5 separate regions of the Mus musculus genome follow, and all the other regions are linked to region 1. A link is a loop called in an ENCODE intact Hi-C map of the cell type or tissue named here. Cell type or tissue: left cerebral cortex. All regions are shown on one strand. Each heading gives the region's core, and the rest is flanking DNA. Links, peaks and the distances in the headings are about the cores only.

The links. Peaks named below come from ENCODE experiments on the same cell type or tissue, not always from the same donor. Only the 100,000 strongest peaks of a DNase experiment are listed, where the experiment ranks them.
Region 2: it touches region 1 in a loop (3-fold over the local background); 2 of 42 quality-filtered maps call a loop at or near these places.
Region 3: a loop joins it to region 1, with 2.8 times the contacts of the local background. A loop is called at or near these places in 5 of 42 quality-filtered maps.
Region 4: it touches region 1 in a loop (2.7-fold over the local background); 4 of 42 quality-filtered maps call a loop at or near these places.
Region 5: a loop joins it to region 1, with 2.2 times the contacts of the local background. A loop is called at or near these places in 2 of 42 quality-filtered maps.

What each region holds. Positions count from the first base shown.
Region 1 is chr1:15,477,966-15,484,113 of GRCm38, forward strand. The region is part of intron 2 of Kcnb2 (potassium voltage gated channel, Shab-related subfamily, member 2); the gene reads left to right. Among named protein-coding and RNA genes, the nearest start is that of Gm51616, 86 kb to the right of the region's middle. In left cerebral cortex, for the core only: no CTCF peak of the experiment used is centred there; DNase peaks (open chromatin) are centred at 3,356, 3,667, 4,009 and 4,947; H3K27ac peaks cover 536 bases.
Region 2 is chr1:15,355,274-15,361,421 of GRCm38, forward strand. The region is part of intron 2 of Kcnb2 (potassium voltage gated channel, Shab-related subfamily, member 2); the gene reads left to right. Among named protein-coding and RNA genes, the nearest start is that of Gm51415, 16 kb to the right of the region's middle. In left cerebral cortex, for the core only: no CTCF peak of the experiment used is centred there; a DNase peak (open chromatin) is centred at 3,352; H3K27ac peaks cover 277 bases.
Region 3 is chr1:15,607,550-15,613,697 of GRCm38, forward strand. The region is part of intron 2 of Kcnb2 (potassium voltage gated channel, Shab-related subfamily, member 2); the gene reads left to right. It overlaps Gm51617 (a long non-coding RNA gene), which reads right to left. Exons shown (of 4, transcript XR_003947747.1): 1 at 1-6,148. Among named protein-coding and RNA genes, the nearest start is that of Gm51617, 7.2 kb to the right of the region's middle. In left cerebral cortex, for the core only: no CTCF peak of the experiment used is centred there; a DNase peak (open chromatin) is centred at 3,127.
Region 4 is chr1:15,283,872-15,290,019 of GRCm38, forward strand. Kcnb2 (potassium voltage gated channel, Shab-related subfamily, member 2) reads left to right here and starts at 3,054. Exons shown (of 3, transcript NM_001098528.3): 1 at 3,054-3,613. In left cerebral cortex, for the core only: a CTCF peak has its summit at 2,766; DNase peaks (open chromatin) are centred at 2,881, 3,671, 3,881, 4,973 and 1 more place; H3K4me3 peaks cover 3,337 bases; H3K27ac peaks cover 1,724 bases.
Region 5 is chr1:15,568,083-15,574,230 of GRCm38, forward strand. All of the region lies in intron 2 of Kcnb2 (potassium voltage gated channel, Shab-related subfamily, member 2), which reads left to right. It overlaps Gm51617 (a long non-coding RNA gene), which reads right to left. Exons shown (of 4, transcript XR_003947747.1): 4 at 3,143-3,157. Among named protein-coding and RNA genes, the nearest start is that of Gm51616, 4.0 kb to the left of the region's middle. In left cerebral cortex, for the core only: no CTCF peak of the experiment used is centred there; DNase peaks (open chromatin) are centred at 722 and 2,413.

The DNA.
Region 1 (6,148 bases), core at 321-5,320:
TTTGGGTACTCTGAGATTCTGGGCTAATATCCACTTAACAGTGAGTGCATATCATGTGCGTTGTTTTGTGATTGGGTTTCCTCACTTAGGATGATATCCTCCAGATGATATCCTCATTTGTCTAAGAATTTTGTGAGTTCATTGGTTTTAATAGCTGAGTAGTTCTCCATTGTGTAAATGAACCATATTTTCTGTATCCATTCCTCTGTTGAGGGACATCTGGGTTCTTTCCAGCTTCTTGCTATTATGAATAAGGCTGCTATGAACATAGTGAAGCATGCATTCTTATTACAAATTTGAGCATCTTCTGAGTATATGGTCAAGGTATTGCTGGATCTTCCAGTAGAATTATGTCCAATTTTCTGAGGAACCTTACCAGCTTGCAATCCCATCAACAATGGAGGAGTGTTCCTCTTTCTCCACATCCTTGCCAGCATTTGCTGTCACCTAAGTTTTTTATGTTAGTCATTCTGACTGGTGTGAGGTGGAATCTCAGGGTTGTTTTGATTTGCATTTCCCTGATGATTAAGGATGTTGAACATTTTTTAGGTGCTTCTCAGCCATTTAGTATTCCTCGGTTGAGAATTCTTTGTTTAGCTCTATACCCCATTTTTCAATCGGGTTGTTTGGTTTTATGGAGTCCAACTTATTGAGTTCTTTATATATATTGGATATTAGTACCCATCAGATTTAGGATTGATAAAGATCTTTTCCAATCTGTTGGTTGCTGTTTTGTCTTTGACGGTGTCCTTTGAAATTTTATGAGGGCCCATTTGCTGATTCTTGATCTTACAGCACAAGCCATTGCTGTTCTGTTCAGGAATTTTTTCCCCTGTGTCCGTATCTCTTCCCCTCTTTCTCCTTTATAAGTTTCAGTCTTGGTTTTATGTGGAGTTCCTTGATCCAGTTAGACTTGAGCATTGTACAAGGAGATAAGAATGGATCAATTTGCATTCTTCTATATGCTAACTGCTAGTTGTGCCAGCACTATTTGTTGAAAATACTGACTTTTTTTCCACTGGATGGTTCTATCACCTTTGTCAAAGACTAAGTGACCGTAGGTGTGTTGGTTCATTTCTGGGCCTTCAATTCTATTCCACTGATCTGTCTGTCACTATATCAGTACCATGCAGTTTTGATCACAATTGCTCTGTAGTACAGCTTGCAGTCAGGGATGGTGATTCCACCAGAGGTTTTTAATGTTGAGAATAGTTTTTGCTATCCTAGGTTTGTTGTTATTCTAGATGAATTTGCAAATTGCCCTTTCTAACTCTGTGAAGAATTGAATTGGAATTTTGATGGGGATTGCATTGAATCTGTAGATTGCTTTTGGTAGGACAGCCATTTTTACTATATTGATCCTGCCAATCCATGAGCATGGGAGATCTTTCCACCTTCTGAGATCTTTGATTTCTTTCTTCAGAGACTTGAAGTTCTTACATACAGATCTTTCATTTTATTAGTTAGAGTCACACCAAGATATTTTATATTATTTGTGATTATTTTGAAGGTGGTTGTGTCCCTAATTTCTTTCTCAGCCTATTTATCCTTTGTGTAGAGAAAGGCCACTGATTTCTTTGAGTTAAGTTCATATATAGCTACTTCACTGAAGTTGTTTATCAGGTTTAGGAATTCTCTGTTGGATTTTTTGGAGTCACTTATATATATTATCATATCATCTGCAAATAGTGACATTTTTACTTCTTCCTTTCCAATTTCTATTCCTTTGATCACCTTTTGTTGTCTAATTGCTCTGGCTAGGACTTCAAGTCCTATATTGAATAGGTAGGGATAGAGTAGGCAGCCTTATCTAGTCCCTGATTTTAGTGGGATTGTTTCACGTTTCTCTCCATTTAGTTTGAGGTTGGCTACTATTTTGCTGTATATTGCTCTTTTTATATGTTCAGGAATGGGCCTTGAATTTCTGATCTTTCTAGAACTGTTATCATGAATGGGTGTTGGATTTTGTCTAATGATTTCTCAGCATCTAATGAGATGATCATCTGGTTTTTGTCTTTGAGTTTGTTTATATAGTGGATCACATTGATTGATTTCCATACATTGAACTGTCCCTGAATCCCTGGGATGAAGCCTACTTGATCATGATAGATGACCATTTTGATGTGTTCTTGGATTCAGTTTACAAGACGTTTATTGAGTATTTTTGCATCAATATTCATAAGGGAAATTGGTCTGAAGTACTTTTTATTTGTTGAGTCTTTTTGTGGTTTGGGTATCAGAGTAATTTTGGCTTCAGAGAACAAATTGGGTAGAGTACCTTCTGTTTCTATTTTGTGGAATATTTTGAGGAGTATTGGAATTAGGTCCTCTTGGAAGGTCTGATAGAATTCTACACTAAACCCATCAGGTCCTGGGCTCTTTTTGTTTGGGTGACTATTAATGACTGTTTCAATTTCTCTAGGGGGTATGGGACTGTTTAGATTGCTAATCTGATCCTGATTTAACTTTGGGACCTGCTATCTGTCTAGAAAATTGTCCATTTCTTCCAGGTTTTCCAATTTTGTTGAGGCCTTTTGTAGTAGGATGTTTTGGATTTCCTCAGATTCTGTTGTTCTGTCTCCCTTTTCATTTCTGATTTTGTTACTTAGGATGCTGTCCCTGTGCCCTCTAGTGAGTCTGGCTAAGGGTTTGTCTATCTTGTTGATTTTCTCAAAGAACCAGATCCTGGTTTGGTTGATTCTTTGTATAGTTCTTTTTGTTTCAACTTGGTTGATTTCAGCTCTGAGTTTGACAATTTCATACAGTCTTCTCATCTTAGGTGAATTTGCTTCCTTTTTTTTCTGGAGCTTTTAGGTGTGGTGTCAAGCTGCTCGTATATGCTCTCTCCAGTTTCTTTTTGGAGGCACTCAGATCTATGAGTTTTCTTCTTAGAAATGCTTTCATTGCGTCCCATAAGTTTGGGTATGTTGTGGCTTCATTTTCATTAAACTCTAAAAAGTCTTTAATTTTTTTTCTTTATTTCTTCCTTGACCAAGGTATCATTGAGTAGAGTGTTGTTCAGCTTCTATGTGTATGTAGGCTTTCTATTATTTATGTTGTTATTTAACAATACTAATTTTGAACATCAATCATCATTGTATGTTAAACAAGGGAAAACATGCCAAGAGATTTATTTTCCCATTATCCAAGTGTTGCTTGCTATGCTTTTAAAAATGTTTCACAAACAAGAAGAAAGAAGCTTAATACAAAAGGAACCAATTTAGAAGCTACTTAAGCAAGGTTACTTCTTCATGGATAAATACTGGAATGTAGCGCAGTGTCTCCTCACTAGTAAGAGCCAGCCTGAGTGTGAATACATCACACTTTCTTAGCCAGGAAATGTAATGTGATGAGGTAGCTCTGCTCAGGAAAACTATGAGCAATGAGCTAAGTTGAGAGAGAAATATATTAGAAAGTCAAGGCATGCCAGAGAACTTCTAATAGCAAGTGCTCTGTGTTTAAGGTGATCACTGATTTTAGAAATTCTGATTTTTTAGTGTCATACCTGGTTGGCTGGATACTTTCATAACAATTTCTTTTTTCTGTTTCAGGCCACTTTGGCTTTTATGAGAACAGTTGCCTATAGACTATATCTGCCCAACTCCCATGTGGCAGCTGGTCTCACATATGAGTTTAGCTAATTCATCTTCACAGAATGGAAGAAGTTTTCCCACAGTTAGATGTGAGTTCTCTGATGATTCTTCCTCCCCTTTAAGATGCCAAGAGGATGTCTCATTTGGAAGTTACTGGAGCCAAGTGGGTTCTCTCTGGTATAGGGTGTTTTGTTCATTTCATGCTGAAGATGTTTTCTTTCATGCTTGAGCTCTTTGCTCTGGTAGCATCCTTTATTTGCTTGTATACCTGCTTATTACATGTATCTTCAGTTGGAAGGAGCTACTCCATAGCTAGAACTTGTGAGCCACACTGCTCATGAATCTGGAAGCTCCTTTTCTAGGCTGTGCTGGAGGACCTATGCTAAATCAGCCTTATCTCCTAGTCTATGAAATAAACTGTCAGGTCTTCATACTCACATGACCCCACTGCTGGGCGTGACCCACAAGCTAGGAAACATTTGACACTACTGGTCACTCTTTATTCTGGACATTTATACATTGCAAGCCAGGAGGCCTAACAAAGTGAGATGCTTGCCAAGTGCCTGCTATTTTCAAGACAGTTTATATTGCAAGAACTGGTTAGTTCAAATCATAAGTACAATTCAGGCGCCCCAGCCCTAGTTCTGAAATATTTCAAGATTAGACATCGTTTACTGTTTTGAAGTTTGTCATATGCTTCCTGATTATTCAATAGACACAAAATGTGTTAGCTATATAACATTTGAAATACTGCAGAATATTGTATTCATGCATATATTGCCAAAGATAAATTTGAAAATATTATATAAAGTTGCCTTCATGTTATATGTATAAATTATACACGTAAAATAAGTGAACTTAGTGTTTCAACTTGAGACCCATTACCACCATTTTATATGTATAAGATATATCCAGAAAATCTAAAATCAAAAAAAGTTCCTCATTCCAAGCATCCCACACAATGACCTCCATGTAAAGGGTCTTAACGAGCGCATATTTATAAGGTGTGGGGTATGTAAGTAAGGCTGCTTGTTCAGTGGCCTTGAGAACGGTAGTTGTCTGCAGGAACATGACTCCTATCTATGAACTGGTTAAGTAGTTATGTTGGAGATTTTTTAAAGCACCTTATACTTGTGTAAGTCTCATGATGTTCCAGCTGTAGGTGTCTCACCCTGTCCCACATGTGTGTGACTGTCTCCCCAGCTAAATGTAAACACTGTAGGAGCAGTCATGTGTTCTGCCTCTTCCACTACTTGGCACTGCATCTGGCATCCTGAAGGTGCTTATGAAATAATGGAATGGATGATGCCTGGGTTGAGAATGTGTAAGGAAAAGAGGGTAGGGAGGGGACGCTAGAGCATGAGAGAAGGAGGCACAGAGGCAGCAAGGCCCTGCAAATAAGATATTGCTAACTAGCTTGAAGAGACATTGTATAAGGACTTCAACATCATTCAGCATGGATGTGCTGTGTTCTCTTTCCACATCCCTGAAGTTGTAACTACACTGTATCCCTGTGTATTTTATTTTTTACTTACCATCTCCTTTTCTAAAGAGAAGTGAGGTAAAATCGTGGATTTTGATTTTGAGCTGAGAAGCAAGGCAGGGCTGTAGATAACAGGTATTCCTGCAAGGAAGCCCTGGCTGTATGTGTATTGAACATTCCATGCTTTGTCCAAGCAGGAAGCAGCAGCACATAATAGCTGAACACACAGCTTGTGTGATCACAAAGGGTCAGAGTCTGTTCTACCACTAATTAAACGTGTGCTTTTGAATAAGTTATTTGTCTGAGCCCTCCTTTTCTTGTGGGTAAAATAAGAAGCATGGCTATGACATCAGACTGTCTAGGGCTGAGTGATGTAAAGTGTGAAGTGTTCTGCACAGTGCCTGGCACCTTAGAGATGCATGTGCTCTGCATGTCAGCACTGCAAAGCCATCCTGAGCCAGCAAGGTAGTCTTTAGACAGTGAGGAAGGGGAGAAGGAGGAGGGGGTAGGAGGCAGGGGAGAGGAGGGAGAGCCTTCTGGGATAGCTGTATCTAGATGCAGTTTCTCATGGAGCTGATGGAGCGTTTGGTGCGGAGGACTGAGGCACCTGCTCTCTGAGCTGAATTCACCATGGAGATCGGTTAAGGAGATGGAGGTGGGGGAGGGAGGCAGGGTGGTTGAAGGGAAAGCCTGATATTGAAATGAACTAAATCTGTGCGAGTGGCTATTTTTGTCAGCCCAACCACCTTGGGTGTGTGATCAGGCGTCTACTTTTGATCCAGCTCTTTTTATAGATGCTGGGTTTTCTTAAAGGCAGCTAGCTCTGTTCCATTCTTTCCGAAGCTATTGCACTGACTTGGAGGTTGGCTTATGGAGTATTTGTCATCTGTAATCTCAAAAGGACAACGTTGAAATTAGTAACTAGATTCTCCTTTAAGATGTAAAAACAGTCTAGTCAGCTCCAGCAGGGATTCTAACACTGCCTTCCCCATGGAGAAGGCAAATGTATTACCATTTCAAAAGTGTTTTTGGAGTGTCAGTCCTGGTTCAACTTGTAAAGGCAGCTTTGGTG
Region 2 (6,148 bases), core at 709-5,708, 120 kb before region 1:
TGAGTGAAGGAAAATTGGTGTCTCTCACCGACATCAAAGTGTCACAAATACTACTTGACAAGACTTTATAGGCTTTTCTGACTACAGTGTTAGGCTAAGGCAGCAGGAAAATCTACACATCAATGAACAGAAAAGGATTAGAGCAGAGAGCCAAAAGAAAGGATAGTGACTCTTAAAGCAGATGCTGTTCTGAAAGATAATCCCATCAGAGCCTTGGGCTTAGCACTTTAGTCCCTCAGATCTTATCAGGTTTTTTTTTTCCTTCAACTGATATGCAAGCAAAATGGAGTCTAAGCTAAATTGAGAAGATGGCTTAACATAGAATCTAGGTTTTATACAATTTAATTTATAATGATTTATCTCACAAATATTTTTGTGCTCACAAAGTTCTGTTGTTTAAAACCTCAGTTTACAACTTGTCTCTTCCTCAGATTTCTAAGATAAACTATGCCTGAGAATAGGGTGAGATAGTAAATAACGTGATACGTAAGCAGTAAAATTAATACTAACCATACCATCAACCAGTCAACCAGTGATTAATGCTTCTTGTAAGAAAAACTCCATTCTGCATAATTTAACATATGTTAACTAGTATTACCTAGTTGGTCTTTGCAAGCAATACTAAAAGAAAGGGTCTATTATTAGCCTCATTTGAAAACATGTTTAAGGAAGCAAGGTCATTAAAATAAAAATAGAACCAATCTTCTCTTCTGAGCAAAAGAAGACATATCAACCTTTAGCTTGATTAAAATCAGCAGACAAATAATTTACAGCATGAAAAATAGGATTTGGGCAATTAGATACATAAAAGAAGGAGGCAGACAGATAATCTCACTAATAAATAAAAATTTATTTGCAATGCTAGGCTTCTGGAAGGTGACATTTTACCTGCCGATGACTGATGTAAAGGGCATTATAACAGTAAGGTAGGAGAGATAACCCAGAAGTGAAGAGCATTCAGTTAAAGTCTGTGTTGCTCTTTCAGAGGATCCAACTGTGGTTCCCACCACTCAAGTCTGACTACTCACAAACTCCTGATACTCCAGCTCCTGGTGGGTTGATATTCTTAGCCTATGCAGCAACTTGCATGCACATTCATACATCTACCTACAGATAAACAGATACATATAATAAAAATAATCCAAAAATAAAATTTTAAAAATTAATTTTATCCAAGTTTTGATAAACATAAACATAAAAATGATCTTCAAAAACATAGGGAGAGAGATGGTCCAGACTTCAGGTCCCCAGCACACATGTAAATTCTATATGGTATGTTAGCACAACTGTAATTTCTACATTTAGGAAGCAGAGATTTGGGATTCCCAGTGGCAGGCTAGCTAAAAACCCAACCCGGCCTCAGTCATCAAAATAGTAAAAGTCATGATTTGAATTTTATTGCTGTGAAGAGACACCATGACCAAGGCAACTCTTTTAAAGGCAAACATTTCATTGAGGCTGGCTACAGACTTAGAAGCAGGAAGCATGGTAGCATGCAGGCACATACAGTACTAAAGGAGAGTTCTACATCGTGATCAGAAGACAGTTAAGAGGAGATTGTATGTGTTTCACAATGGGCAGAGTTTGAGTGTGTGTGTGTGTGTGTGTGTGTGTGTGTGTGTGTGTGTGTGTGTGTGACTTCAAAGCCTGCCTCCACAGTGACACACTTCCTCCAAGGCCACACCTCCTGATAGTTCACTTCCATGGGCCAAGCATTCAAATACCTGAATCTATCTCGGCCAAACCTATTCAAACCACCAGAGACGGTGATCAAGGAAGAGTCCTGATGTCATCTTCTAAGTTCTACATTCATGCATATAAAACATACATGTGCATGTACACTGGCACACACATGTGCCCATATACATGCATACATACATGTATACCACAAATACACACGCAAAAGATGATTCCAAAAGGAAGCCCAAGGGAATAAATATAATTAATAAAACCAGTAACATTTCTGCTTTGCCTTCATTGTCCCATAAGTTTTCCATCTCTTATGCAAAAATGTGCAGAAGGTGCTGTGGGAGGTAGACCCCTGCAGCAGCAGCAGAGGTGCAGTGATAGCATCCCAGACACCAAAGACAAAGTCTACAATAAGAGAAACACAAACTGTTGCCTTGGGCTTTGTGGAGGTAGAATGGGTGTCTGGGTGGGACTGAATAACGTAATTGTGTTTTCCTGAGTTGAGAGTGATTTAGTCCTGAAAACTACTAAGGAGTTCAAGTTTTACCTTCCTAGTGACAACTCTGCATATGAAGTGCAGCGTGAGGAGAGTAAGCTAGGATGACTTTCTCAATAGACTTATGCCATGTCTCAGTGTCTTAGCACTTCTGGGGAAGATGAAGTATGATATGTCATTAAAAGATACGGTCTTTTGTTGAAATAACCTCTCCAAAAAGGTAGCATTGTTGCATTTACACAGGAGTACAGATAAGCTCACAAATAAAAGTCACAGGGATAAAAAAGAAAAGGAGCAGTAAGAATTAGTGAATGAAGAGCAGCTTTTCCATACTCAACAAAAGGGAAAACCTGACTTTAGAGCGATAAAATGAAATCCTAGATGTCAAGGACACGACTATCTCCTAGCTGAATTCGATCACACCAAGTGATACAGAGAGGGGATACCTGTAGAAGTTCTAGAAGTTCTTATTTCATGCATGTAAAACTTAGAAGGTAACATTAAGTGTCTTCCTTGATCACCCTCTGTGGTGGTTTCAATAGGTTTGGCCTTGTTAGTATGTCCAGAATACATTTATAGACCTTGTAAAATAAAATTGTATCTAATTTTCACATAGGTAGCCAAGAGACAATAAACATTTGCATTACATAGCTAAAACATGTTTCTAATTAGTCCTATGCTTCTCTAACATTTGACTTAGAAAAAATGCATAAAAATGAAGCCCTGCTTACATTGAATCAATGTTTTGAGATCTGACTTCCTAAGGAAAGTGCCCAGCTGGTGATATTCATCGAGAAGCCTAAACTGTGCTTTGAAGTACACTGTGAACTCACCTTGGCCTGACTTAGCCAATGAAGAACATCTGGAAACAGTCTTCACATCTGGCTTGTGTTCCATTGAGAGTGCCCCAGTGATTCAGCAGCAGACCTCAGAGTGACCATCAGCTGGCAGGCTGAACATTTAGTTAGCAGACATTCCTTTCCTCTACTGGGAATTTGGACGGGTCCCCTTGAAATTTTATCACCAGAATGAAGTAACGTGGAAGGGTGAATTTCCTGAGCTATTGTAGTTACTAAGATCAAGTCTGATCCGTTCTCAAAGTGCAGAGATTAAAAGTGTAAACTCCCACACAGCAGCTGAGATAATGACACCGACTCAAAGCATAAATGTGGACTGATCTAATTTTAGTCAGGTGGCGGTGGATTCTCTTTGTAGAAATGTTGCCTGTCTTCCTGCTGGGATGGATGGGAAAATACAGCTCATCACACACTGAGGCAAAGCAATTTTCCTCTTGCTAAGAGTGTAATACGCAAACTGTATGAAGTAGGTCTCTTCTCTGCTAGTATTGTAGTTGATTCTCCTTGGGGCTGTCTATTGGGTTAAAGTAGTGTTATTAGATACAGCTTAAATACAAAATAATAAGGAAATACCAGTGATATTTAAATTTATTTATATTATGTACACAATTAAGAAATTAAAGGTGCATATCTATTTCTTTCTGTTAGACCTACCATTGAAGAATTGTTGTTCTGAAGGGTCAGAGTGATATGGTGAGTACAAGATCAGATAGGACTCGGGATTAAATCAAAAGTCTGCGGTAGTGGTCCTATGAAAATTTGGACACACGCACACACACATGGTTGTACTGTTATGGAAACTAATTGAGATGCTACAGTAAAATAGACAGCCTGGCACTGGTTGGGCAGCTGGCAGTTTCTGGATGACATCTCTGGGTACCACAGTGCTTGAGGAGTTTGTCCTTCTGCCTGCCAGACAAAGGGTACTTATAGATACCTGCTTTTCTCTGATTTTCCGAATTAAAAATTGCCTCAGGATGCTGCATACCATAGTATGACCAGGTTCTCAGTTCCACCTCTTTCCTGCAGGCTGCTTCTACTTCAGATCTGCCCTGATGTGAGCAGGTCCTCATTGTGGCCTCCCTCCTTCAGACATCCTAGTCTACCTCAGAACTCCTGTAGTCTGAACACATACTCAGTGTAGGTCTCCCTTCTGTAGACAACCTCTACTTCAGGTCTGCCATCATGTAAATAGCTCCTCAGCAGCTGTCTCCCTTCTTCAGGCTCCCTCTTTTCTGGAAACATTTCTCATTTCCTTCAATTATTTCCTGTGCCTGCTTCAGATCAAGAAAGTTTAGAGGAGGTCAGAGGGTCACCATTATTTATTGATGACCATACAACGGTGTGTGTGACTTTAATTACTAAAGGCTGACACAGTTCCATGGACCAAAGATATCAAGAGTCATGTGGTGTAACCACAGAGCACCATGACAAGGTGGAGTAAACGGTAGTCAGGGCAATAGCAGAGCTGACTATCATGAGTGACCCTTAGCTGACTGAGCTCTGCTTGTATGAAACACTGATGGTGCATTGTAAACAAAGATCTGGAATCCTGCCCAACTCTGCCTTTTACCAATCACATGCAGAAGAATGTACCTTCCACTGCAACTGTCAGCTTTCTTACCCCCCAAAACTGACCCCCCCAAAAAACCTACTTATTCTGCTTTCCACAATGGACTACTTCGTAAATAGTACTTGGTGGTCTCTGGTCCTGTTTAAAGCCTTTGGGGCTTTGGAATCACACATCTAGGGGTATACTAGGCTAAAGAGGAAATATAAATGTCACCTGAATATCTCAATATGGGCTTCTCAATTGTGTCAGAATTACTAAGAGTTCTATTATAAATTCTGAGACTGGGGCCTCAGCTCAAGAATTTCTAGTTCATTTGGTCCATCACAAAGCCTACCTTTTAACAAGCATACAGGTGGTAATACAGTGCCTAGAGTCTGGTCCTTGACCAAATGTCATGCTATCCTCTAAGGGGCCAGTCCATTGGGACAATTACGTAGAAATAATAAATTGAAAATGCATATGCTGTAGATGATACATTTTGGAAAGTTCACATGAAATAAAGTAGGAAGTTGATTAAAAAGGATGGCATTCAAAGTCATACATTAGGTTTCTACACACCGCCCCCCAAGACATTTTTTAAGTGACTAGAATGAATGAAAAAAGTCAGTCATCTAAACAGATCTGTGCTCAGTAAGGACGTAAGTTCATTGCTACAGGATCATGACCTGTTTTAATGTGTTTATAAAATTGAGGAACAAAAGAAAACAACATACGTTTAAGCCACACAGAAAAGAATCATTACTTTGGAAATGCCAGCTGTTATTCTCCCAATTATTAACTATCCTTAAATCATAAAAGTTAAACCTACATAATCGCAAGGAGAAATGTCTCTCTAAGCTAGCCAAAGACAATAGACTTTTAACTTTTAAATCATTTTATTGTTATATAATTCACATATAACACGACTAATTAGATTCTGTTGTATTATATGAATAATTTTGATAATAGTAAAATATATATCACATGACATTTCCATTTTAACTATATTTGAACATGCAATTTCATGGCCATAGCCACATTCACAATGCTAAGTATTATCACTGCTATTTACAAACTTGTTCCTAATATCTGTCAGAAGCTTTATAGCCATTAAAGAATAACTCTACAATCTCTACTTAGCTTTCCCCATGTATTTGCCTATTGTGAATATTTCAGTTAAGTAGTGATTCAGATATTTCGTGGCTCTTCACAGACCCTCATGATACTTGCTCCAGTCTCTACAGGGTTTTTGTAGCCATAGAAGTCAGGCATTTTCCTGTATATCTCAGTGCGAACTTCTGGAAGTCTTGGTCTGTGTTTACCCCCCAACTCTTCATTCTCCATACCCTACAGTTTGCAGTATAAAGGAGCCCTCCCCACTGTACTTTGTCTGCTTACACTTTCATAGCATGTTTATAATTTCCTCCTTATCTATCTCATCTTCTACTTCCCCTGGAATGTGTAACTCAAGAATGCAAGGTAGGTTACCATTCTTCCTGCCTCCTAAGGCCGGACCTGAGACATAGAGGTGAAACTCTGAGGAGGAGTGTGCTG
Region 3 (6,148 bases), core at 442-5,441, 130 kb after region 1:
CCAGTTACTAAACTACTCTCACTTAAAAGCAGCAAATATCTCAGAGCTAGTCCCAATTTCTATTCATCCTGCCTCAGCTACAGCATCCAGTCCAGAGATTGGCCCGGCGCTCCTTAACTCCTCAGAATGCTGCAAGAATTCTGCACACAAACTCTGCAAGAAACCCTCTTACCAAGCTACTGCAGAATTCCCCACAGCTGAGCTCTCCCTTTCGGTTCTGTGGGTATAGTCCTGATTGTCTGTGTTGACTAGGATAATGCCAATAGGAAAACTATGCAGCTGTTCTATGAATACACATCATTTCATAAGAAAATTCATGTTTTCCATTCTAAGTTAGTCATGCAGAATTGTCCCTTTTTAAAAAGTTCATTGATTTAGGAAGTTTATTTTCAATATTATCTCCTTCCTGCAAGACTCTCGCTCTCTTTCTCCTTCTATTATGTCCATTTCTGTTCTTATTCAGCCTTTTTATACAAGTCAAAAAGATTTTTTTTCCTATCTCTTTACTAAAATCTACTAAGGTTTTATTATGGTGCTTCTCATGAATTGAGAAATTTTTTCTTATTTAACATTTAAATGAGAAATTCTCTCCCCCAAATCATTATCTAACTGACAAAATAAAAGCCTCCAGACTGTTATGGGTTATCTGAAACACTGTTGGCTTTCCTCACATGGTCACATGTTAATCCATGACCTGTGTGCCAGAACAGATGGTAGAAGAATCTCTGAGTTTAGCTGCTAAGTCTTTTCATCTGTGTTTTAAAATTATTAAAAGCATAGTATTTATTAATATTTCTAGTTATTAGCCTGGCATTATTCTGCCAGTGTTCAGACACTTAAGTAAATAAGCTTTATACAGGAGTGGAAAGGGGAGAAACATCAGATTGGATGTGATAACCTAAGCCATGACCCTGCTACAGTCCTTTGATCCAGAGGCCTTGGCCTGGCCCTTGGCTGCCCTGACCCTATTTCTACTGTGCAGTGTGGTAACCAGAGCTGGGAACACGACAAGATGTGAAAGGATCATTAGCATTTTTAAAAGAATTTCAACTAAAAGTTATTTTCTACCATATTCATTTTAAATACAGTCCTACACATCACTATATTAACTGTTCAGTGAACAAGTACACATATACACTCACTGAGCCATATACATATATGCATATGTATATACATGTACACTCATTGAACCTCATGCATACACACATACATGTGTATTTACATACTCATTCAGTCCATTCATACACATGGACATTACACATACAGGCACACTCATTGACCACATATATGCATATATACATACAAGTATACACTCATTGAGCCCAGTACACACATACATACACATCCATGCACACTTATTGAGGCACACACATGTACACATATGCACATCCATACATACTCACTGAGCAACACACATATACATTGAACCCAGTATATATACTCATCGAGCTATACATATTAAGTCTTAACTGTGCAAACTTTTTAAAAAGTTGATAGTAATTTAAAAAAGTAATGCTGGTTAATTTACTTACTGTAGACAGTTACAGAAAGGATGATTTTGTTGCTGTTTAGTTTGTTTACTTGCAACAAAGATAAAAGAGAAGGGAGGGGAGTCAGGTTAAAGAAAAGATATAAATAGGTAGATGATAGATGGTAGTTACATAGATGGAACAGGGGAAGGAAATGAATGACTATTAAGAGGGCTCATGATATCCCAAGGGAAACTGGCTCTGGACTTGAACTTTTCAACATCTCCATGTTACTGAATTTCTAATCAAATGAATCTACTTCGAGGGAGGTAAGGTGGAAAGTGTAGTTCTTCTCAGGGACTTTCCATCACAAAACCCTCTGGTGATAGCAAGTCATTTGAGAGTCTCTCCTCTGGAATTAGCGATTTAAAGTGGAGGATTAAAATATCTCTTGGAATGTGTGAAAAGACCAGCTAGTCCTTCCACAAGACACACACCTTTGCAGCTCTGGCACTTGAGGAGGCCCTGCAGTTAGCTGTGTGTCTGAAATATGTTTCCTCCCTTCTGTGACAGAAGAGCCAAGGCCTCAAACATGACATATACTTGGCATTTCTGTGCTGAGCTGTGTAGCAATCTAACTGCAAAGATGAGGCACAGAAACAAGAGCGGGGAGGAAGTCTGAGTCAGTGCTGTCCACGGCTCATGTGCTGTGGACTGTTGACCTAAGTATGGAGTGAGCTCTCTTGACCTCACAAAAGTAAGTGGTCAGCTCCCCTCACCTTCTTCTCTCTGCTTTGCACCCCTGGTCCACCATCATGATTCAGCACTCCACTCCCATATCTCAATCTCTTTCTGCTCGCTCTTAACCTCCTACCTGGGCTAGTCTCCAACAGCAGGCTTCATGATCTCTGTAAGTAATTACAAATCACATTTTCACCCATCCTTTAAAACACATGAATGGGGCCAGCAAGATGTCTCAGCAGGTTAAATAAAGCACTTGCTTCCAAGACTGCCAACCTGAGTTCAAATCCTGAGACTCACTTGCTGGAGGAGAGAAGTGAGTCCTGAAAGCTGTCCTCCAACCTTGACACAAATACCATGGATCATGAGCACCCATGTGTGCGCGCACGCACACACACACAGACACACACACAGACAGAGGACAGGGTACCCTCCTACTTCTCTAACATCTGGCTTGTCTGTGTGTCTGGGGTCATCTTTGCTGAGCTCTGTCTGAGACCCATCTCTTTCCTGTCATCTAAATCAAGTGCCCCCACTTTATTTTCTTGACCATGCAAAGACTATCACTTCACGAGAGTTGTCATCGTAGCCTTTACTCTAACCCTGACCTCATTATCTTTCTGAGAATCAGACACATGTAGCTCTTTTTACTTTCACATCCCCTCCTTCTTAAGGTCGTTTGTAGCGTAGAAGCACACACACATTTGAAAATAATTTTTCTCATACAATCTATTCTGATCATGATTACCCACTCCTCCCAGATCCTACCCACCTTTAATGCCCTGTATTTGCTCAGCACTTATATAGCCCAGCCAATAACCAGACTGAGGAAGCCACTCTGAGTCACGCTGTGCAATTTTCGGTACCTTGAGAATAGGTGATGTTTTTCCCAGTGTCAGCTGCAGGGCTCTGCAAGTGTTTCCCTGTTGCCATGGTAAAGGCTTTATGCAGCAAATCTCGACTGGAAGGGAGTTTCTGTGTGCTTTTGGAGTCTTTGCACAGATACTGGCTCCCAAATGGACTCTGCCAAGGGCACTGCTCAGGGCAGACTTTTCATTAATCTTTATCTGAGCTAAATTGAGTTGAGACTTTGATACCTATGACACTCTGCTGCTACATGCTCCTTGTCAAATGCCAGTTTCCAAGATCTCATAGAGAAGACACAGCATTCTTTGTGGGAAAAACGAATCCTCAAAAGGCAAATTTTCTGTAAATTTTCTACCCATAATAACAATAAATCAAAGCCCATATATAGAAGCCCAGGTTCTATACATGAGTTTCATTCTCTCATGTAATGCAAAAGCCACCTAGGTGGCAGGTAACATTATTAACTCCATTTTACAACTGAAGAAATCATGGGATCATTACAAGTGCTACCACTGAAACGGATGAAAAGCCAGCACCACCCTAGAGGCCATGGACTTTGCTTTCACCTGAAAGGAGTTCCAGGGAAGCCTATATTGGCTCTTCAAGGACCTGGAAACCCTGAGCTTGAAGGTGGTATGCCCAACAAGCATGACTGGTTGTGTGATAAAAATGTACTCTTGGGAGCTGGAGAGATGGCTCAGTGACTGCGAAAGAGCAGAGTTCAGTTCTCAGCACCCATACAGAATAACACACAACCACCTATAACTCCAGCTCCAGGGTGTCCAATATCCTGGCTTCTGAAGACAGGCACTATCATACACTTACTCCACATAGATACATACACAGACACATAATAATAATGATAATGATGATAATAATAATAATAATAATAATCTTTAATTTTTTTCACAATCACTTATTTCTATCTCCTCCATTCCTTGGCACTATAGAAACCTCAGCTATAGTCTTCCACTCCACAGACACAAGCATTTTTCTCTCCACTCAGAGACAGTTGCTCTATGACAAAGACAAACTTTATTTGTTGGTTCATGTTTTGTTGTTGTTGTTGTTGTTGTTGTTGTTGTTGCTGTTGTTGTTGTTGTTTTACATTTGTGTCTTACTTTGTTTAAAGCAGAGTCTCATTCAGGCTTACTTGAAACACACTAAGTAGCCTAGGCTGCCCTTGGATGCACAGATATCCTTCTGCCTAAGTCTCCCATGGGCTAGAATTATAGACATGTGCCACCATTGCCCAGCAACAAGGGAACAGAAACATTAAATGAGCAATCACCATCATTGTACAAGAGTTGGCACCCATTAGAAGGCCGGCTCTCTGGCTCTCACGGTTTGCCTTGCTTTGGGCACCTTCTGTTTGTCCCCCTTTGCCAGTATCTGGCTCCTGTGCTCTAGTCGGGCACATGTGTAAAAGATGACTCTCCTGTCCTGTGCCACTGCTAGGTTCTTCCCCTGCACTGCCCTGGCTCTCCTGCAGTAGCCCAGTGGTCACTGCTGGCTCCCTGCTCCCAACTCCCCCATCTCTAAGTATGCTCCATACTATTCTTGTTTGGTTCTCCTGCCCCTGAAATATGCCTCTTTTGTGATATCTTTAAAAATCTAATGATGACTCCTTTCTGCCTGGCCTACAGGTGCCCTCACATTCTTTCTTCCCTCAAAACTGCACATTCAGACTCATTCCAAAACAGCAGTCATGACCATAAATCTGAAGTATCCAGTCTTTCTTAGTCTAGATATATCGATGCATAGATCCCATTTTCAAAGATAAGTCTTACTGGGAGGCTCACATCTGGAACTAGCTTCAGACTGGCAGTAGGTGAGGTGACAGCCCCACCTGGAAAGAGAGTGGGTAAGACTCCTCCCTGCCAAGCTTCCTCTAAAGAGCCCCCTTACAGCCCTTTCTCCCTTCTACACTCTGAGTTCTTTTATATTTTGCTGTAGTAAACTACATATAGCATCATGTGTGCCATTTTCTGGGCACATTGTTAAGAGCTAAGTCTTGTGATATGAAGTGTATTCACATCATTTCATGATCATCACCCACTTTCATCCCCAGGTCATTTTCATTTTCCAAGACTGAAGCTCTGAACTCTGAGCACACTAAATCCCCATACTGCTCATACTGCTTTTAGCCTGTGGTGTTTAGTATTCCCAGGACCTCGTATCAATCAATAGCTGCCCTATAACTATCTTAGTTAGTGTCTTATCTTAGAAACACGACCCAGATTTCCTCTCCTTTAAATAATATTTCATTATCCATATTGCCACAGTTTGTGCTGCCATTGATCCTTCTAGAGACACCATGTTGTTTCAACTTCTCTACTGTTGTGAAGGATGTTTTTTACCATTCACGATACTGCTTTTGATCTTTGAGAAAGAGAACTGGAAGTAGAATGGCTGGGTTTTATACTGACTTTTGTTTAGGGACTTGGAGAATTCTCTGTTTTCCATGCTAGCTGTACCATTTTATGTTCCCTCTAACTATGCACAAGATTTCAAATTCTTTACACCCATCACACTATGTATTTTGTATTTTCTGGTTATTACCCATTTTAATGGGAATAAAGTAAAATTATATAGTATTTTATTTGCATTTCCCACTGAATGAGGCCAAGCATCTCTTCCTGTACGTATCGACCATTTGTACTATGTCCTGAAATAATGTCCCATACATAATGTGATTTCAGTTTTGTCACAATTCCAACATCTGTTTTCTTTTAAATTTTCTGCCTGTGATTTTTTGCCTGTCATTTCTGAATCCAACTTCACACAAAGGTTTTTCTGATTTCTTAAAAGGTATTTGTAATTTAAGCTCTATGCCCAGAGCTCTTACTTCCTTCTAGAAGGATTCATATGCTACTAGCATCTCTTTTCTGTAGACATTTCATATGCATGTTTTCCTTATGGTTGCTTTGGTATAATCAGTTACTATCATATTGGCATCCATGAGTTGTTGAGGCATCCCACATCAGGGTTGAGACATGAAGAATCCAATTCTAATATCTCTATAATGGGAATACAAGGTGTAGGAACTGCATGGTATCTACTGTATCCCC
Region 4 (6,148 bases), core at 528-5,527, 190 kb before region 1:
GTTTACTGCATGGTTAGAATTTCAGTGTACCCAAAACAGCTGCTAAAATGTCTTTCTAGACTTAGTATTTTTTATAGATTCCATTCAATGAACAAAAAAAAAAAGCTGTGAAATACGAGTTCTTTGAATACATAGCGGGCATTGGGTTGCACTGAAGGCACGAAAACAATGGAGGGATTTTAAAATCATTCCTGGGGGAACTCACACTTTAGGATGATACACATGTCATAAAACCCAGAAGGCCCTGTTTGTCTCTTTTAAAAGCTGGGGCAACATTGGACACGCAAACTTTATATGCCCCAGTACAGGGGAACGCCAGGGCCAAAAAGGGGGAGTGGGTGGGTAGGGGAGTGGGGGTGGGTGGATATGGGGGACTTTTGGTATAGCATTGGAAATGTAAATGAGCTAAATACCTAATAAAAAATGAAAAAAAAAAAAGCTGGGGCAATATGCTCTGGATGTCTAAGAGCAGGGTATGTGGGGGTGAGGGGGTGCGGGCACGGGGTGTCACTGAAGAGTTAAGAGTAAGAAATGGGCCTGAGAAGGCTTTGGTAATTTGGACCTGAGATGTAGTAAGGAATAATCTAGGGGAAACAAAAAAGAAACAAGAAAGAGAGAGAGAGAGAGAGAGAGAGAGAGAGAGAGAGAGAGAGAGAAAGACTCAGTGACACAGCTGTGCAGGCTCAGTGATGGCTTCAAGGTTGTTCTGGAGACACATTGTCTGAAGAAAAGTGTAAACTCTATGGAAAGGCTGGGGGCAAGGGAATGCACTTCCTGCCAGCTCCTGGACCTTAGAGTTGGCGCTTGGGTCCCGGCCAGGATAATGATAAAGGTTTTAGAATCCAGGCATTCTGTTCTTGGTGCTCACACTTCAGAAGTCCCAGGGAGAGGAAAGAGAAGCCAAGGCAAGTTTCTTAATGGAGAATGATGGACTTAGAAGAACCAGTTCCCATAACATCCAGCAATGTCTGACAGCACAAAAAGATCACTCAGCACAAGAGAGTCACGAGTTCAACATAGTGAAACTGGGAAGGCCACGCCAGCCATGCCCTGCTCATAGGACTACATGAGATATGTTTGAACACAATAGGTAGACAGCCTTGGCCATAAGTCATGTTGAGGGTCCCAACTTTGAATATATTTTCATGCCCTGAATTCTGTTCGAAGGAGTGTTTTAAGTTATGTGTTTTCCTGAAAGACACTCAACTGTTTTGACTGCTTAATTTTCCACCCATCAAGGTGTACCTGAGTCAGGAACCTGAAGATCCCAGGAATTTTGTTCAAGTTTATTGTTTTTATTACACTCCAAAGTAGGGAAGGGGCCTGGGGTATCCAGCTTATGGCCCTCTTTTTAAGGGGGAATTTGGCATAAAATTCCAGACAGTAAACAGACCACTAAATCAAGCAAACCAGGTTTATTTTTAATTTAATTTTGTTTTCAACTTATTTTTACACGCCATATTCCATTCCCCACCCCCATGCACCCTCCAACTGCTCCACATCCCACACCTCCTCCCCACCTCACCCAGTCTCCACTTGGATGCCCCCACACCTCACCACACCCGACCTCTAAACTCCCTGGGGCCTTCAATCTCTTGAGGGTTAGGTGCCTCATCTCTGAATGAACACAGACCTGGCAGTCCTCTAGTCTATGTGTGTTGGGGGCCTTACATCAGCGGGTGTATGCTGTCTGTTTGGTGGTCCAGTGGTTGAGAGATCTTAGGGGTCCAGATTGAGACTGCTGGTTCTCCTACAGGATCACCTTTCTCCTCAGCTTCTTTCACTCTTCCCTAATTCAACAACAGGGGTCAGCTGCTTCTGTACATTGGTTGGGTGCAAATATCTGCACCTGATTCTTTCAGCTGCTTGTTTGGTCTTTCGGAGGGCAGTCATGATAGATAGATCCCTTTGTGTGAGCACTCCATAGCCTCAGTAATAGTGTCAGGCCTTGGGACCTCCCCTTGAGCTGGATCCCACTTTGGGCCTGTCACTGGACCTTATTTTCCTCAGGCTCTTCTCCATTTCCATTCCTGTAATTCTTTCAGACAGGAACAATTATGGGTCAGAGATATGACTGTGGGATGGCACCCCCCTCATTTGAAGTCCTGTCTTCCTGCTGGAGGTGGACTCTATAAGTTCCTTCTCTCTACTGGGGGGCATTTCATCTTTGAGTCCTGGGAATCTCTCACCTCCCAGGTCTCTGGTGGACTCTGGGGGGGTCATAGCACCCCTGTGGGAAACAAGAATCAGAGTGTCTAAAGAGTCCTACCCAGCTTTAGCCTCAGACACAGAAAGGCCAGTGACTCCTGGATATGGTCCTGAATAGAGCTGGAGGATACAGAAGTGAAGTCAGATTCCACCTGGGCTCCTTTTTATCCGAGAAACTTCTTTTGTGGGAAAATACTCCGTGGCCCATCCTCAGGAGCCATATGTCCTTGTCCCAGTTCCCCATGGTGGAACAAGGAGCACTGGTTCTGGTCGCTTAGGGGTCTGGCAGCAGGAGAGCACAGCAGATGGAAGAGAAAGGCCAGGAAATCCATGAAGCTGCGGGAGCATCTCGACGGGCTTACCAGGGCTTCCCCGGCCGCGTGTGTGGGGTGGCCGCCGGGCTGTGGACCCCTTGCCTAGTGTGTCCGTGTGCAAGCCACCAAGAGAGACAGGTGGGTGTGGAGCCCGGACCCAGGCGGCCGCAGGAGCCTAGGGAGGATCGGGCGAGGTGTGGGCGGCGCCCGACCGTCCGCGCCCGGGCCGCACCCTGGGCACCGGGGGCGCTGTCTCCTGCCGAGCTCAGGCGCCGGGAGGCCGAGCCTGGCGTTTCCCAGGAGGTGCCGGGCCAGCGGTGCATCCCCGCCACCCACCCCCGGGAGCTGCGATTGCCTGGGAGTCGCTGGAGGAGGAGAAACAGAGAGAGGCGCTGGCGGCCGCTCTGCCCGCGGGTGCGCGGAGCGCGGAAGGCGGAGCGCGAGGCTGGGTGGCCGCGGGCGTGTGTGCGCGCCTGGCCGGAGAGCTACGGGGCGGGGGACCCGCGCCCGGAGCGCCCCGCCTGGTTTTTCGCGCGGAGCCAGCGTCGCTGCTGCACAGACACACACCCACCGAGCTCCACCGAGTGCCCCTGAGCACCCGCCGCCCCCGCTGGCCACAGCCGCTCCTCCGGCAGCGGGATCCAGCGCCAAGTCCAGGGCTGGTGCGGCGCGCAGAGAACCTCTTGATTTTTTTTCCCCCTTCACTCCAGCCCTCTCTGGTCTGGGCGGCGGCGGCGGCGACAGGGGGATGGGGGCTCCACGCGGGGAAAGGCGGGTGACGATCGAGGAAGATTATTGTTCTTTTTAAAGGATGCCTTCGCTTCTTACCAATGCGGCTTCTGTGAGCCCTTTTACTAGAGACTGCGAACCGGAGTGAGATATGTAAAGAAGGAAGGAAAGCTGCCTGGAGCTCCAGCCAGCCGGGCAGACCCTCCTCTCTGTGGAGGGGAGGGGGATTTCCAACGACACATCATTGGCAAAAGGGACCTTTGCAAGAGAGGAGTCCTCTGAGGGAGCAGGGAATCCCACAGCCCCCTGTGGCACAGGAGCCAGAGCTGCTGGCTGAGCAGAGCTGGGTCCGTGGGAGCTAGGTAAGTGACCTGGGCATTGCAGCTCCCCAAGAGCTCTTCTTTAGAGATGCTTCACTGTGGCAGTCTAGTGAGACTTGAGTTGCTAAAGGAACTGGAAACTGCCATATGGCGCCCAGTGGACTTACAAACAAAGCTGGCTGGGTTGTTAGCCCTGACAGATTATTAACGAAATGCTTCTTCCTGGTGGGGGAGACACACAAGTATAAGCCCCTTAAAAGCCTAACTTGATCAAAAAGATGAAACTGTTGTATGTAAGAAAGGAACCCCGGTTGCCTTCTCTTCCTGATCGCTTGATGGTAAATGCCACACTTGCATGCACACACTTGTCGGACTAGACTTAGGGAGTATGATATCTGTTGTGTATGCACAGTCCCCAGAATACAGAGACATACATGCATTTTATTCCTCAGTGGTGAGCAGTCTTGGTTCCTCGGAAGGAGCTAGAACAGGTCTTTAAGGAAAGCACTCCAAGGCTTTTTCCAATACAATATGTCAAGGAGACCTGGGGATACAGTTGCCCTGAGTGGCACTGAAAGACACCACCATCTGCCTCATCTTTTGTTGCCAAGACTTAATGAACCTTTTCATGATAGTACCTTGCCATCTATTACCTCAGATAAGGAGCATTTGTTTTCATCCATTCATAAAAAGAACCAATGTGCAATGTGCATAAACATGCCATTTATGCGACGTTTATGACCCCACAAGTGTTTTGACAGTAAAGAATAACATAGATAAGACTAATACTAGGATATTTTGCACAATATATGCACAGGTAGGCATCGGGGTGATTGCATGTAGGTTCAACACTCCATCCAATCAAGTCACACACTAATGTCAATATTTTAAATGACATTTCACGTTTCTAATTTTTTCTTATTGATTGGTTGGGGGTTTGCTGACAATCTGACTCTTTTTTCAATCCCAACTTTAAAAAAAGTAAACATTTTACTGTTATTATTTTCAAATGTCTAGCATTGTGTAGGATAGATACCTTTGGATTACTCACTAGTGATAGCACATTTCGTAGAATTAGCAAATAATCAATTTTGGTCAAATGTCTGAAGTCTTTCCTGTCAGTGACTCCTGGGAAAGAATTCGAAAAGAGAGTAATATGTTAAAATTGTTCATATCATAAAGTCTTATCTATTTCACCCATTGGGTACTTGCGCAGGGTACATCAATAAATAAAAAAACTTGTCTCACACTTATCCTTTAATATGTGAGTAAAACATTTAGAAATCTGCACTAGAGAGTTCTTGTGCTTAATCTAATCAGAACGTTCGGTAGTTTGGCCCTTACACTGTGCATGGAAGTGTACATGTTTCAGTTTGGCTGCTTCCAGTGCTATTTTTTTTTTCCAGTGTGGGGCTTACTTATGTAGCCATGAAGACTCCCTGAGAATACCGATCATCCAGTATAGAAATAACTCACTTCTCCACTGAATGGGGAAGTCACCTCCAAGTGTTTATATGCACCCACAAAGCCACCCCTGTGGGCCGCTTCTTCATGGAGTACCTCTGGGTTCAGGGCCGTTGCTCATGACAAACAAGGTTCCCTCCAATATACTCTTCTCCTTTCTTGAGCACTACTCAGACTTTTGGAGAAAGGGGTGAGCCACTTGGCAGTTCTCTTTGTGTTCTTTCTCCTTCAACCTTCCCCTCCCTGTCTTAGTGTCCTCCACTGTCCCTCTTCCACACACCCCTACCCATGGACTCCAGAGAAGGGCTCTGCTGCCTGCCACTTGGCACTTTTGACTGCATACTTTGTCTCCATCCTCTTGTGTTTAGCCCCCTTTCCTGAAGAGAATCAATCTGTGTCTCACTGTCTTCAGATCTACTTCACCTTATCCTACACTTAAGTTCTCCAAGTATGTTTGTTTGTCTGCTGACTGGTCAGACAGACAGGAGGAAACTATCACCTCACCAGTGCTTTTGACTTGGCTCTCAAAGCTTCCTTGCTGATGCCTGCGGTGTGTAGGGGGATGGGAGCAAAGCCTGCTCTTCTAAGATGTTCAAGAATGAGATTGCTAGAAAAATGCAGGACGTGGGTTCAATCACATTTTTGGCAATGTAAAGGCATATCTGATCAGATTTTTGGTAGACTATCTGAATGTTTAAAAATGTCTAAGTCTATGGAACACTGAAAAGTAGTTTGCTTCTTGAAAAAAAATGCATGTCTTTTGATTTTTACTGATTTTATACAGAAATCACTGCACCTGTATACATCTTATGAAAGTAGATCACATATCATATTACTGGCAATCTAGGAAACCCACAAAACATACTTCATTCCACCCCAGCTCATGTCTTTTGTTTGATTAGCTCTTGAAACTATGGTCTTTTATTGACTAGTTACTAAGATAAAATTTAAATTAATGGGAAATTACTTCATGTGTATTCTAAGGTAGACAGTGAAGGTTGGGATACTTTGTTTATTTCAGATTACTCTTAACAGTTTCTTACAGTCACACAGTCACCAAGTCACAGTTACACAAGAGCAAAATGCTTGCTGGTTTCACAGGGCCTTAAGAGG
Region 5 (6,148 bases), core at 425-5,424, 90 kb after region 1:
TTGAGAGTCTTTTTCCACCACTACATCACAAGCCCCACCATAAAGCTGCTGTTTTTCTAATGCAAAGCCACTATATCTGAGCATCACTTAATGATGATGGAAGCTGAGAGTGGAATCACTGGCCCCAACACAGACTCACTCAGCCTAGACACTGCCACTTTGCTTCATGACTTCTGATGGTCGCCCTGTTCAGGGGAAATTGAAGATCTGGGGCCAGTTTGACAAGTGAAGACCAACATATCTGAAAATCCTGGGGCTGAAATAATTTCATCTCAAATTACATGGCTACTATGTCCCTTCCCACATCACTTTGCATTATTCCTCTTCTATTTCTTCAGGAAAATGGCTGCAAATATCATTTGGCTGTTGAAAAATGTTAAAATTCTCTAGGAGAAGGAGATCTGTAAAATTTAAAGTACTTAGCAGGAAAGAACTACACAGAATTGGGACCGATCTGAAGCCTAACTGCATGTCTGAATCAATTGCCAATTTCATAATTCTCAGATTATTATAACTCTCATTTGTCTTGAGTCTGAGCATCTGTAATGACTACTATTGTGTTTAAGTCACATTTCGAAAGTTCCACCATTTCCAAGTGGCGTGTTGTGTGAAATGTCAAGGACTTTCTGGTGGCTCTCCCCAGGTGTCCACTCTCAGTGGCATGTCACTATGAATTGCAGAGAAACCATTTTCTTAAAGATGTGATGACTCTCAGGGAGCTGAAAATTCTTGTCATCTGGCAATGTGGCTGCCATGCTGTCATCATGGCACAGTGCCTTTGTGATGACACTTCTATCCATCAGTAGTACCATACACTGATGTAGAAATACACAGTACAGACAGTATACACCCGTATGTAAGGCTTCAGAAGAAGAATAGACAATTATGATACTGGTTCTTGTGTTTGCTCTTTTAACTTTTTATTGGCATGCACTGTTCTACTTATAAACAAATAGTTTCTATGTTATGCCATTGTTGGAAGAGAGATTACTTTTCCTATTCATAAAAATGGCTGTGGATTTAAAGCTAATTATAGTAGCAACCCGATGATTGAATCAGAGAGATGTGATGTGGTCTCCTACAGTCCCTACCCTATGATAGTTCTTTACATTTCACAAGCATGGTTTTTGCAAAGATTTTTATTATATTTTTCATCAGTGTCATCAGCATCATTATTAATATGTATGATGTAGTGGGGAAGGTGTGTGCATTCCACGGTAAGTGTATGGAGGTCAGAGCACATTTCTCTCCTTCCTTCTTTGTGTGGGTTCCTGGGATTGAATTCATGTCACCCAGCTTGTGTATCAAGCACTTGACCTGCTGAGCCCTCTCACCACCTGGGCAAGTATCTTAAAGGATCCCTTTGGGTCCACTGTTCAATGACATATTAAAGACAGCTTTATTCTTAGGCCACTGACAAAGGTCCGAGCTTCTGCTTTTCTGCCTTTACTCTATTATTTACCCCATCCAAGAACTGCTGTGAGCTTTTCAGGACATAAACCAAGTTATATCCTCAGAATAATCACCAGTGCTTTTCCTGGGCTCGAGGACTGACCTCGGGTGGCTCACCTGGTGATTTCCCGACCCTTTTGAAATCTCACTTATTTTCACTCTTTTCCAAGTGAACTACTGCCCTCCTGGGACCCTTAGGGATCCAGGGTTATTCAGACCATCTACCTGCCGTGGTCCCTGCCGTGGTCCCAGCCGTGGTCCCTGCCGTGGTCCCTGCCGTGGTCCCTGCCGTGGTCCCCTGACCTATTGCATGGAATTCTCTTTCTCCAAGTGAGTCTTGGAGTGGCTCAGGGTATATATAGTTCAGTTTCTGAGGCTGAGACTCCTTCTAAAGCTGTCCTTCCTCCACACATCTCCTGACACTATCCCGTCAAACCCCTCTTGATTATTTTTACAGAATCTGTCATCACCCAAAGTAACTTGTTTGCCTGCTCTTCTTCACTAAACATAAACTCAAGGAAGGAGCAGGAAATGGTCGCTTTGTTACATTCTCCATGCCCAGAGGAGTTGAGACCAGTGAAAAGTTAGGATCTAAGTGTTTTACAAGACATGTTTACTCCCAGTCACACAAGTACAGAAATAGACCCTCCTTTCCCTGGATGTACCCTACTGTCATTTCTGACTCCATCATCCCCATACACTAGCCATTATGTGCAAGAGTCTCTGACTTCTAGTTAAACACATCATCCATGAAGTGTGGCTTATGGCTAAGCCTTTAAAAATGGTCTGAGTGGTTGCTAAAGCTAACGTAAATCCATAAAAAAAACCCATGAACCTTATTTTAGAAATTAATTACATGGAACATTTGATGATAGCTTCTAACTACTAAGGAACTATGTTGATATGGGCACAGCTTCTGCACATTTCTCTTCCTAACAAAATTGTGTGGGAGAAAGGGAGGCAAAAAGGAATTACCAACAGCCCACATGCTGGGAAATGAGCTCCTGAATAATTAGAACTCTCTAGATCTCTGTTAGTCATTTATTTTTTTCTTTTCCTAGAATTCTCGAGTCCATCTTTAGGAGTGATGAAAGCCACCAAGAGAATAATTCTGCCTTGCTGTTTTTTTTCTTCATTCTCTGGAAAGAAAATAAAGTTAATTTAGTGAGTGATTCATATAAAATATAAAAAAAATCAACATGAAAAATACTCTGGATTGTTAATAAAGACAATTTTCTTCTTTTTTGGCCCCACTGGAAGATGGTACCATTTAATTAGTTATTTTTCTGGCATTCTGTTTTATGTGATTAGAGATGCTTGCAATGAATAAGAACTGTTTTTTATGTTAATGTATTTCCCAAACCTCTGGTATATTGTCTGCTTGGCCTGGTAACTTAGTTTCCAGAAATCTGGTTTTCTTTGGTTTAACAGCCTTTGGCACATGGTAGGGAGGAGGTAATCTGCTCACCCATTCATTGTTGTATGCCCAGTGTGCACTTGCCAGTGCTGGAGAAGCAGAATGAGGCACGTCACAGGGTTAAGATTTCCTGAGACATTTCCCCATAACCAGCATACTGAAAAGGGCAATTCCATTTTTAAATTCTGGAGGTTTTCCATATTGAAATGTGACTTGGAGACACAGAAAGGTCACTAGTTTGTTGCAAAAATAAAGTTGTTCATAATTAAATATGAAATGGGATGAAAACTGAAAATGAAAAATAAAAAGCAAGAATCAGCATAAATCTCCACATAGTATATTCACTGCTTGCTTATAAAAATCATAAATTGTGCTAGATGTTTATGTTCACTCCTAGGCATGAAAATAATACAGTAGAATTAAACAAAGCTACATTGTTTTAAATGCACATACTCCTCTCTTATAAGACATGGAATATGACATTCTGTTCAGGAAATCCTCTAACCCTTAGGACCCATGTCTTACAGCTACAGCTTTAGAGTGAGAAATATGTAATAAGCAGTCTCTCAAAAGTGATCCAATCACATGCAATTGGTGAGGCTCTTCCCCATTCTATAGCCTGTCACTTCACTTGGATGCTGGCATTCTTTACTATAACCAAAGGATTTAGCTCGGTGTGGTCCCATTAATTTAATGCCTATGATATCAGTATCCTGTCCAGAAGATCCTTCCCTCTGCCAATGAAATCAAGCCTATTCCTTACTTTCTATTCACCCAGATTCTGGGTACCTGGTCTTGTGCTGAGATCCTTTACCCATTTGGAGTTGGGCTTTATGTCAGGTGATAGGTATGAGCCATTTAGATGAAACCATTCAGTGTGTCCAACACCATTTGTTAAAGATACTATCTTTTTTTCCTATGTATACTTCTGGTTTCTTTTGGTTTTTTTTGTGTGTGTGGTTTTATCTTGATTTTTTTTTATTGCTTATTTGGGTTTGTTTTTATTTTGTTGGGTGTTTTGTTTTGTTTTTTGAGAGAGAGAAAAAGAATGAACATGAACTTGGCTGGGTAGGAAGATCTGAAGGAATTGGGAGAAAGGAAGGAATATCATCAAAATATATTGTATGAAACAATTAAATAAAAGTAAGATATTAAGCTATTATAAAAGAAAAGTTATCTAATGGGATTGAGATACTGTAGGGAAGAGGTCTTGAATTTCAGAATCTTCACAACACACCTTGAACTGTATTTCACTACATCTATGTGTCAGTGTTTAAACAACCACCCTATTGCTCCTTGTAAAGCAAGACTGACATCAACATGGGACTCTTCTGGAACTGCAGAATTTCCAGAATATTCCTCTCTTTGCATACAACTTAATACACTCTGTGGCAGATGAGCTCCCAGGCTGTGAATTAACACCAAAGTGTTACTATCTCTCTCAGCCCTCCTCTTTGATTCATTGCACAGGCTGTTTTGCATGATCAGACAATTGGTTCCGCCTCTTTAGGGCCATGAGTACTTGAGGGCATTTCCTGAGAGCTTAGATTTGCTTAATTCTAAATATCCTAAACTGATCATGTCTGTGCTAAATAAAAAGTTTTGAAGACACTGTAATAAAATGAAAGGGAATAATAATAATGAAAGTCTTTTTTAAAAAAAAAGGCAACAAAGTGAGTTCCAGGACAGCCAGGGCTATACAGAGAAACCCTATCTTGAAAAAAGAAAAAAAAAAAAAAGAAGAAGAAGAAGAAATAGGCATCTCACTTCCCATTCACCTCTCACTGTATATACAGAGTAACTTATCTAAGACAGAAGTATTATGCTTTATAGGAATTCATAAGTCAGATTGATGGCAAATCTATGGCTAGAGCTCATATGCCATTGCTCCATGCTGGTGCTTTCCACACCAATCAACTTCTAACAGGAAGTTATCCCATCCCTTTGATGAGGACTCATCAGCTCATCATTTTTGCCTCTGATCCTACTTAGAATGAGTGTAGCTTCCTATTGACAGCTGGAATAGACCAGGAACTAGTAAGTACTTTGCCCAAGGACAAGAAATCATTACATGAAAAGACTAAAACTGAAATCTAGACTGTGGCGTTTAAGCAATTTTGATTGTATTTTGTAGGAGGTACTGGAAGGCTTGACCACATGGTACAGTTGTTCCAAATCTATACTCTACTTCATCAAGGAGTCAGGTTTACCATGGTTCTCTCCATTCGTTTACAGAGCACAAGGTCCACTCAGGACTTCTCTTCCTCTCAAAGGCAGTGTTGTACTCTGAGTTTCTATTGCATTTGCTTTCCAACCTATCTGTACCAGTTGTGTTACAACTGGCTACAGTTGCTGTGATGGATCTTCATCCTTTCAGTAATATATAAACCCACAAAACATAGTACAATAAGAATGGGCTGTTACTTTTATGAAAGCTAAAGTGAGTACTTTAGAGATAATTCAGGAAGAGTATGTAGCCATTTTTTTCTTTTGAATTATATCCATGAATGACAATTTTAAAAGACTGGGGAGATGGAGATAAAAACCTTAATGGTTTACCTAAGGCCTTAATGAATCCACTTCAGACTATGGGACATATAACTGAGGATTGTAGACAGTATATTTCAGAAGTGGCTTATAGAAGAAAGACAATGTGGGGCTCCAAGCATTTGACCAAAGAAATAAACTTTGCTTTTCCATGTCCATCTCCTTAAGCAAAGTAAGGTCAGATGAACTTGCATGCATGCATTTTACATCAAAATGGCACCATTAACATGTATTATATTTTACTGAATTTTCTTGTTTAATTAAGGTTTATTGCCTACTAGTTCCTATTTTCAAACATGCCTAATAATTCCATTTTCCTGAGGCTTGCTGGATTCCAGATATGAGCATTCTTGTTCTCTGTGACTTTGGGCACCTGCTCTGCTCTACTTCTTTATGAAATGATGATGACTGTGCCCATTCCATCAGCTTGGAAGGAGGTCAGAATGAAGTCAAGCACATTAGGGACAGTGTCTGGCTGTGTAACAGTTCTAATACTTGTAGAAGTGACCTCCTGTATGGTAAACACTTGGTCTTCAGCCTCTAATGCTGTTGGGAGATTTAATGAGAGGACTTTGGTACTCTAGAGGAATTCCCTTGAATGGGATGGTAGGACCTCACCCCTTTTCTCTTCTTTGTTATTGGATGCTATGAGGTAAACAATTTCCTCTACCACTCATTCCTCTACATGACATAATGTTGCTATTTTACCATAACTCCAGTAACAGTGGGCTC